Regions from separate parts of the Homo sapiens genome. Here region 2 is linked to region 1. Evidence: chromatin loops called from intact Hi-C (ENCODE). Cell type or tissue: PC-9. All regions are shown on one strand. Links, peaks and the distances in the headings refer to the core of each region. The heading gives the core; the rest is flanking DNA. Region 1 has its middle 110 kb from the start of ASCL4. Region 2 has its middle 34 kb from the start of CRY1.

Region 1 (4,401 bases), core at 121-4,120:
GAATCGGCCAAACAGTGCTGAGAGATTCAACTTCGCAGGTGCTGTCCTGGGCTCCCCTGGTTTCACCTCTGGCCGCCACTACTGGGAGGTGGACCTAGGAACAAGCAAATAATGGAATCTGGGAGTCTGCAGAGAATCTGCCAACCGCAAAGGGAACATCCAAATGACCACAGAGGATGGATTCTGGATTGTGAGTTTGATGGCTGGGGGCTTCCACTTTGCTAACACAAGCCCTCCAACACCCCTCTGGGTGAACCCCAATTTAGAGCGAGTGGGGATATTTTTGGATAGAGGCATGGGAGACATCTCCTTTTACCACCTTGGAGATGGATCCCACATCTATACATTCACGAAAGTTTTTCCTGAAGAGCCACTGCGCCCATATTTTGCTCCTTCCACTCTCCCAGAGCAGGGTATCCTGAGTGTCTGTCCTGTGATAAATCCAGGCACTGCCCATCCTCTAGTCCATCCTGGGGAGGGCAAATAAACCCCCACTGCATAGAAACAGGATCGGGAAATTAAATTACTTGGTGGGTAGACCTAGGAAGTTTCTGTTGGGTATACATATTTTACAAAATCATAGCAGAAAAATATAGACCATTCCATGATGTAGTTAACTTCATAGATTCATTAGAATAGAAGCTGAGTTTTAAATATTGATTATTGTCACCATCAAACGTGTTGAGTTTTGTGTTTATATTTTGTTTCCTAATGATATGTTTTGTATTCTTAATTTCCAAATGCTTTACCTTTTATTTCTGTAAGTTCGGCTTTATGTATTATGGAGTTTATAAGTTAAATAAATATTTGGCTGTAACCAAATGGATTATGTGAGTTTCTAAATAATAGGGGTGCAACACTTTTTATTCATAGTGCAATGTGTGGGTGGGGGGGTGGGCAGGGGTTTGTGTGTGTATTTGAACAAAACAAATGTGGATAAATACCTGTGTCTTATCCAGCACTGAACAACTTTCCACCACCACAGCTCCGTGTAGCTAACATTGTCTTGGACATGAGATTGTCTACATTAACAATGGTAATTCCCCCACTGTAGAATGTACTGCTTTGTCTCGAGTGCACTCCTGGTAATACCTGACTCTGATCAGCCGATCCTTCCTCCTTCCGTTATCCCTGTGGGGTCCTCAGTGCTGTGCTCCTCTGGCTGGCACAGCTCTGGTCACTCTGGAGATGCATGCTGGGGGCCAGGCAGTCATGCTCTTATCACAAGTCAGTTCCCTGCAGGAGGGATCTACTGAAACTAGTGCTGGCTTTTCAAGTGTTCTTTGCATTTTAAACCATTGGCAACCTTTACATACTTTTTTTTTAAGAGCCTCACTCTGTCACCCAGGCTGGAGTGCAGTGGTGTGATGTCAGCTAACTGCAGCCTTGACCTCCCCAGGTGCAGGTGATCCTTCCACCTCCGCCTCCCTCTAGCCCCAGCTGGGACTACAGGTGTGCACCATCATGCCCAGCTAATTTCTCCTTTTTTTTTTTTTAAATAGAAATGGGGTTTCACCATGTTCCCCACGCTGGTCTCAAACTCCTGGGTTCAAGCAATCTGCCCACCTTGACCTCCCCAAATGTTGGGATTACAGGTGTGAGCCACTGCTCCTGGCCTTATATCCCATTTTTAAGAATCATTGAAGATGGTCAAGGGTCTGAGGTGTCAGCATTGTGAGCTGACTTAGAAAAGGCCCTGCCTCCCAGCCACGTGAATGTGCTGGGGATATATGCAATATTCTATGACTGAAAAGTACACTTTCAGCAGAATCAGGAAGATCCCAGTATATGTATACCTGTCCTGACTGGCATAGGTAAGTTTCCCAGACTCTGACTCCAGAATTCATGAAGTTTCAGAAAAACTAGTGGAGGGAAAGGTAGGAGCAGGAGGAAAAGGAAGAAGCCAAGCAAAAGTGAAATTTTTGGTAAAACCCAAGTTTTAAAAATAAAATTTATTATTAATTAATTAATTAATTTTTTTTAGAGACAGGGTCTCACTATGTTGCCCAGGCTGGTCTGGAACTCCCAGTGTCAAGCTATTCTCCCACCTCAGCCTCCCTAGTAGTTGAGGTTATAGGTGCCAGCCACCACATCCTGCCTCAAATATTCTTTAATTTCTCTTGCGACTTCTTTGACCCATGTGTTACTAAATCTCTAAACATTTTCAGAGAAGAGTGTTGTTTAATATTTTTGAAATTTTCTGTCTTTCTGCTAGAGATGGCTATTCTGATCTATTGTGATCTGAAATCATCCTTTGTATGATTTATATTCTTTTCAATATGTGAAGGTGTGTTTTATGGCCCAGAATATGGTCTATATTGAATATTCCTTGAGGGCAGACCGGGCACCGGACCTCAATCTCGGGCGCCATCTTCTGGTTGTTAGAACAAACTGCCCGAGAAAGGCTCCCTCAAATCCCCTCATTGCTGGGTTCCCCACATGGCAAACTGGATGAACACCAAGGAGCTCCTTTTGCTCCATGCAGTTCAACAGAAAAGCCCTGTGGGTGGGCATTTGTCAACTTCTCCTCTGGACAAAGATGCCCCGGTCAGAAACACTCCCTGAGACCCTCCCAGCATCCAGATAGCAGCCCAGGCTGTGACATCTCACCCTCAGGCCAGATCCAAGCAGTGAAATATATAATCTAATTTCTTCCCCAGCCCAGCCCCTTGAGTCCCAGTTTTTCATTCTCCCATTCTCAACTCTCCCACCACTGAATGATCTAAAACCACAGGGAAACCTTTTATTGAATTATATTTTAATAAAGAGAGCCATCTCATTTCATGTAGTTTGTGATATAAGGAAAATAGTAAGATTATAAAAATATCTTTTACTTTTGACATGGTTACTAACAAAGGGAAAGGAAAAAAAAACGCCAGAAACTTGAAAAGCCTGATTATCTGGGGCTATTATTCCTGTTTGTTTTAAAATCAAACTTCTAAACACAGATCTTAATCCCAGCACTTTGGGAGGCTGAGGCGGGCGGATCATGAGGTCAGGAGTTCGAGACCAGCCTGGCCAACATGGTGAAACCCCGTCTTTACTAAAAATACAAAAATTGGCCGGGCATGGTGGTGGGTGTCTGTAGTCCCAGCTACTCAGGAGGCTGAGGCAGGGGAATTGCTTGAACCAAGGAAGCGGATGTTGCAGTGAGCCGAGATCACGCCATTGCTCTCCAGCCTGGGCGACAGAGTGAGACTCCATCTCAAAAAATAAATAAATAAATAAATAAATAAATAAGAAGCATAAAGAAAAAGCCCATTTGAAGAAACCATGGTCTAGTGAGGGTGACTTTAGGAAAGACTTAAGATTAGGTTGAATTAATTTCCTTGGTCTAAAATAAATATGAAGGCTGGGCATAGTAGCTCATGCCTGTAATCCCAGTACTTTGGGAGGCCAAGGCAAGAGGATCACTTGAGGTCAGGATTTGGAGACCAGCTTGGGCAGCATAGTGAGATTTCTGTCTCTAATTAACAAAATAAATAAATTAAATAAATATGAGGTGGTTTTACTTTGTGAGTAAAAAGTACTTGAAACTAGCTCCATTCATTGCATAAGGGCTAATAGTGATGCCTCATATTTGGCTTTGAAAGTTTTCTGGCCAAATTCCAAATTTTGTCATATGCAAACATGATATTCAAAAGCTAATCCAGAAAAAAGGGTATGTCTATATTAATCAAAATACAACCACTTGCAGGATAAATTGCTGTCCTTTGCACGTGGTGCTTCTCTATATCTTCAGTAAAAAACTCATTGATTCCAGATTTAAATCAATAACTGATTGAGTTAAAGAGAAGGGGCAGGATGTGGATAAAGTGGGAGGGAGGACTTTCTATAAAAAAGCCCCTTATAGGTGGGTCCCACTCCACATCTCAGCTCATTTCAGAAGCAGCTGGAGCAAGAGAAGCATCTTGTGGAAGTGAGTCCAGTGTTATTCCTTTCTCACTTCTCAGCTTTCTACAAAAGACAAATATAAGAGAGCAACATCCAGGGAATGAAGTAATTAATGCTGCAAGTATGATCTGAGGCCAACTCAATGCCAGGCACAGTGGGAGCACTTAGGGACACGGGATCCTCTGCCCAGAAGCTGAAGGCAGGACTAGATTCTCAATACACAGGCTGGGAGTCTGACAGATTCTTTCAATCAAATCATAGCTTGGGCTACTCTAGGAGATGATAACTTGAGTTTCCCCCATTGACTTAACCCTTCAGCTGCTGCTATGGGTCTGTGCCCAGCCAGGTGGGACCAGATGAAGAGTTGGAGGGGCTCTGGGTCTAGGCTAGGGATGTCTCAGACAAAATAATGTAATTCATATATGTAGCTATGTATTTCCTGATAGCCAAGTTAAAAAATGTAACAAGAAACAAGATAAATTAATTTTAATATCCAAAGGATTATAA
Region 2 (4,401 bases), core at 149-4,148, 760 kb before region 1:
CTCTATGATTTTCTGCTCTTATATTTTTTCTCTCTTTGGGTTTATTTTGTTCTTTTTCTAACTTCTAAAGCTGGATTCCTAGCTAATTAATTTTTAGCCTTTATTCTTTTATAGTATATGCATTTAAGATACCATAAATGTCCCTCCAAATACTCCCATAGCTGTATCTCACTAATTCTGACAAGTAGTAGTGTTGTTCACTTCTAAATACTTGCTAGTTCTTATTATGATTTCTTTGTTTTATGAGCTATTTAGATGTGTTCTTATATTTCTAAATGTATGATTATTTCTGTTTTAAAAATGGATTTCTAAATTAATTGCATTATAGGCAGAGATCGTGGTTATCAATTTTTTTGCTGAGACTCTTTCATGGTTAGTACCATGGTTAGTCATTTTTCATAAATTATTCCATGGAAATTGAAAAGAATGAGCCAGGCGTGGCGGCATGCACCAGAAGTTGCAGCTACTCAGGAGGCTGAAGTGAGAGGACTGCTTGAGTCCAGTAGTTCAAGGCCAGCTGGTCAACATAGTGAGACTCCATCTATGAAAAAATATATATAAAAAGAAAAAGAAAACAATGCATATTTTTCTGTTCTTGGGTTTAATGCACTATAAATAGAGATTACATCCAGCTTGTTCATGGTTATTTAAATCATATTTCAAATCTCACTGACTTCTTTGTTCACTTGACCATAAACTTCCCTTGTTTAATTTATTGGCTTGCTATAGGAACTTGTGTTTATTCCATGTGTATACTGCACCTCCCCTGAAGCCTCTCTGAATCTCATTTGGTGACTCTGAAACCTACTGATCTACTTTACCTTTGCTAGGTTATATGTAATAATAAACAACCCCCAAATCTCAATGGCTTACAACCATGAAGATTTATTACTTGTGCATATTACATGTTATTCTCTGGCCAACTCTGCTCTGTTTTCTTCATTCTGGAACCTACGCTAGAGGAGTAGCCCATACCTGAGGCAGGTCTGCTTTGTGTCAGAAGGCAAAGAATAATGAAGAACTACTGAAAGGCTCTGAAAGCTTCTTCCTGTATGAGGCATACAACACTTCTATGCACATGGCCAACCCTGATGTCAGGGAGGTGTGGCGTTATTATCATATCACAGGCGGGGAGAAGAGAATGATAGAGAACAAAAATGCAGTCTACAACACCTGCCTTTTTGTTCTCTGAATAGTATGTACACAGAATTTCTAAACTAGATCTTTCAGTAACTGGTTCAGAGCTGCCCCTGCCTGGCCCCAATTACATGGTACATCTAGCTCAAAATAGCTGGGCTGGATGATTTGTGTACGCTTTGGTTATATGTGCTTGTGACTTTTACATGTAGTTTTGTCTCACCTGAACCATTTGATTGAAGATGATTAAATATCTGCTAAAATAGTGAAAAATGCACATAAACATACATACCCAGTTTTGTTTGCCAGTTAAGGATTTTTTTTTAAACTCCCTGAATTTCATGCAGGAGCCATAGGTCCCTACCATTTTTGCAATTGTCTATTCACACATCTGTATTGTCTACTAGACTACACTGTGAGGTGGGGTTGCATTTTTGTTCACTCCTGTGTCCCAGCTATTAGCACAGTTGCACATAATAAGGCTGTGATTTAAAAAAAAATGTGTTAAGTGAATAATAAAACTGAACTACAATTAGAATACAAGTCCAGCGTTCCAAATTGAATGAACAAGATCAAATTAGTAAAGATAAGCTATACTCACTAGAAGTCCATAATAAAAAAGAGATACTGTTTATACTAAATTAACAGTCTTTGGAGATTGTCTTGCTTCTTTTTGTAAAGTGAGATGAAGAACAAAAATCCTGGACAGATTGAAGCTAGCTTTTATGTCAGTGTAACTGAACTCTTCCTCCACTTCCTCTTTTAAGGGGTTGTAGCGGGAACATGCCAGGCTGATAATGATTGTTTTTATCTTATGTCATACCCTTCTGAGGGGAAACCAATAAATCCAGGCTGACGGTCTGGATGAATGAATAGGTGCTAGCAGCAAAAGATGGGGCCATGTCATGAGTTTTTTATTTGAGAATCAGCCTCTCCTCCATACACAGAACCACCAGCAGATGTCATATCTGATCTCTGTTGTTGGGCCTGCTGCCTGATTTTCAGTTAATTGTTTCCATAACACAATGTTTTTCCATATTGTGTCATGCTTCCTATTACACAGGACACATTTTCTTTACCATCTCCCATAAGCACACAGATATGATGTGCTTATTTATTTATCCATGCAATAAAGATTTATCATGTGTCTATTCTGTGCCTGGTATTGAGACTACAATGGTGAGCGAAACAGATACAGCCCCTGCCCTCTTGAAGAATTCTACTGGGGAGGACAGTTAATTCAATGAGTAACTTCCAAAAATTATAATTTGGGTTTTGTTAGTTGAAGCATGGTACTAGGAGGACAAGTTAAAAAAATAGCCAAATATAGCCTAAGAAATCACGGAAGTCCTCCAGGGAAGCAAGGTTTCTAGGGAATTCTGAAAGACGACTGAGTTAAGCAGACCAAGAACCAGGAGGAGAGCTGAATCTTTGTTATTTTAATTAAAAGAGTGAAGGGAGGGTGTCCCGAGTGTCCCATTAAACACATAGGCTCTGGGCTAGCCTTCCTGGGGGCCTATTCCTCACTCTGCCATTTATTAGCTCTGCTTCAGTTTTCTCGTTTGTACAATGGGGAGTGTGACAGTACTTGCCTCACAGGATTACTGTCAGGATTAAATGAGTTAATCCATGCAGGTGTCTGACATAGAATAAGCAATCGATTCCTGTTGGCCCTTATTTTTCTTTGTTGGAATATTCAGCAAAACCCATTGCATCTCAATTCTTTCTCAGATTAAAAAATTCTCTACCTGTGAATCAGAACTATGCTAACACAATGAACTCCAGTCTGCCAAATTTCATTTCTGAAGCAAAGCCACCTTTGGGTTTTGATTGTTGTGCCTGTGTCTTGTGTAGATGGTACAGGGAACTTGGCCAAGTTTCACACGACAACATGAAGTGTTCAGCTCCAAGCCACATGATATAGTTATAAGCCATATAATAAAATATATTATCTTAATCCCACAGGAGATCCCATAGATATCATGGCCACGTGGATAGAGACAAAGTCCTTGAACCTTAAAATAGCAAATCACAGACTCATTTCAAAGTTATTGGTACACAGAAGGTCTCTGTAGTGTCTTTTTGAATTCAGTCAGCTTTAATTACAAGCTTTTAGTCTCACTTGACAATATAATCCCTTCATTCTCAGGGCTGCACAGCATATTCAATCACTTAGCTTTCCTGACTGTTTAATGAAGATCTTCATGGTTGCATTTGGGGGAGTGCTTTCAGTCTCTTTCCAATAACAGGAACACTGAAAAAGACGTACAGGACATAATTATATGGTCTCATGCTGTTGTTGAGATTAGAAGCAAATAAATAAATAAATAAATAAAATAAAATAAAATAAAAGGCCGGTCGTGGTGGCTGACGCCTGTAATCCCAGCATTTTGGGAGGCCAAGGTGGGTGGATCGCTTGAGGTCAGGAGTTGGAGACCAGCCTGACCAACATGGAGAAATCCTGCCTCTCCTAAAAATACAAAATTAGCCAGGCATGGTGGTGCATGCCTGAAATCTCAGCTACTTGAGAGGCTGAGGCAGGAGAATTGCTTGAACCTGGAAGGCGGAGGTTGCAGTGAGCCAAGATCGCGCCATTGCACTCCAGCCTGGGCAAGAAGAGCGAAACTCCATCTCAAAAATAAATAAATAAATAAATAAATAAATAAATAAACAAAATAATGATAATTGCAAAGTCTACAAATATACTTGATAGAAAAAACCCTCTGAAAAGAAGAGCATATCTTTTAAATTACAAATTATGTTTGTTTTCTGAAATTGTACTCTACTCCAGAATATCAGTCAAATGCCCACCTGAGTTTCGAGTATTGTTAAATTTTAGGTTTCTAATTTTCCTGTTATTCACTTCTCAGCAATCTTTTTGATTTTCAAATGATGTCAGAACTTTTTTTATATCTATTTTTAAAAGTCACAGATTCAATCCCAATTTTATTTGCATCTACATATAGACATGCAGAAAAAATACTATAAGACATTACTCATGGTTCTCTTTGGGTTCTGGGATTAAGGGGAGCCTTGTTTTGGTTGTTATAGTTTTCCTATATATAATTTTAGTTTAATAACAAAATGTGAGTGTGTGGTGTTGGTTTTCTGTGTGGACCTAGAAAATAGTTCGCAGACCTAGGTAATTCCATTTGAATAAAATTCACTTATTTTTAAAACAAAAAAAAGCCAATCAAATAAATTAGCTAGTAAAGGAAGTATTAAATTTTATTGGAAAATTCCTCAGTTCCAGTATGCTTTGCT

Evidence for each region. Peaks named below come from ENCODE experiments on the same cell type or tissue, not always from the same donor. Only the 100,000 strongest peaks of a DNase experiment are listed, where the experiment ranks them.
Region 2: a loop joins it to region 1, with 23 times the contacts of the local background. A loop is called at or near these places in 9 of 110 quality-filtered maps.

The regions. Positions count from the first base shown.
Region 1 is chr12:107,882,900-107,887,300 of GRCh38, forward strand. No RefSeq gene overlaps it. Among named protein-coding and RNA genes, the nearest start is that of ASCL4, 110 kb to the left of the region's middle. In PC-9, for the core only: CTCF peaks have their summits at 2,396 (motif pointing left) and 2,595; no DNase peak of the experiment used is centred there; H3K27me3 peaks cover 1,084 bases.
Region 2 is chr12:107,124,956-107,129,356 of GRCh38, forward strand. No RefSeq gene overlaps it. Among named protein-coding and RNA genes, the nearest start is that of CRY1, 34 kb to the left of the region's middle. In PC-9, for the core only: a CTCF peak has its summit at 2,103; no DNase peak of the experiment used is centred there.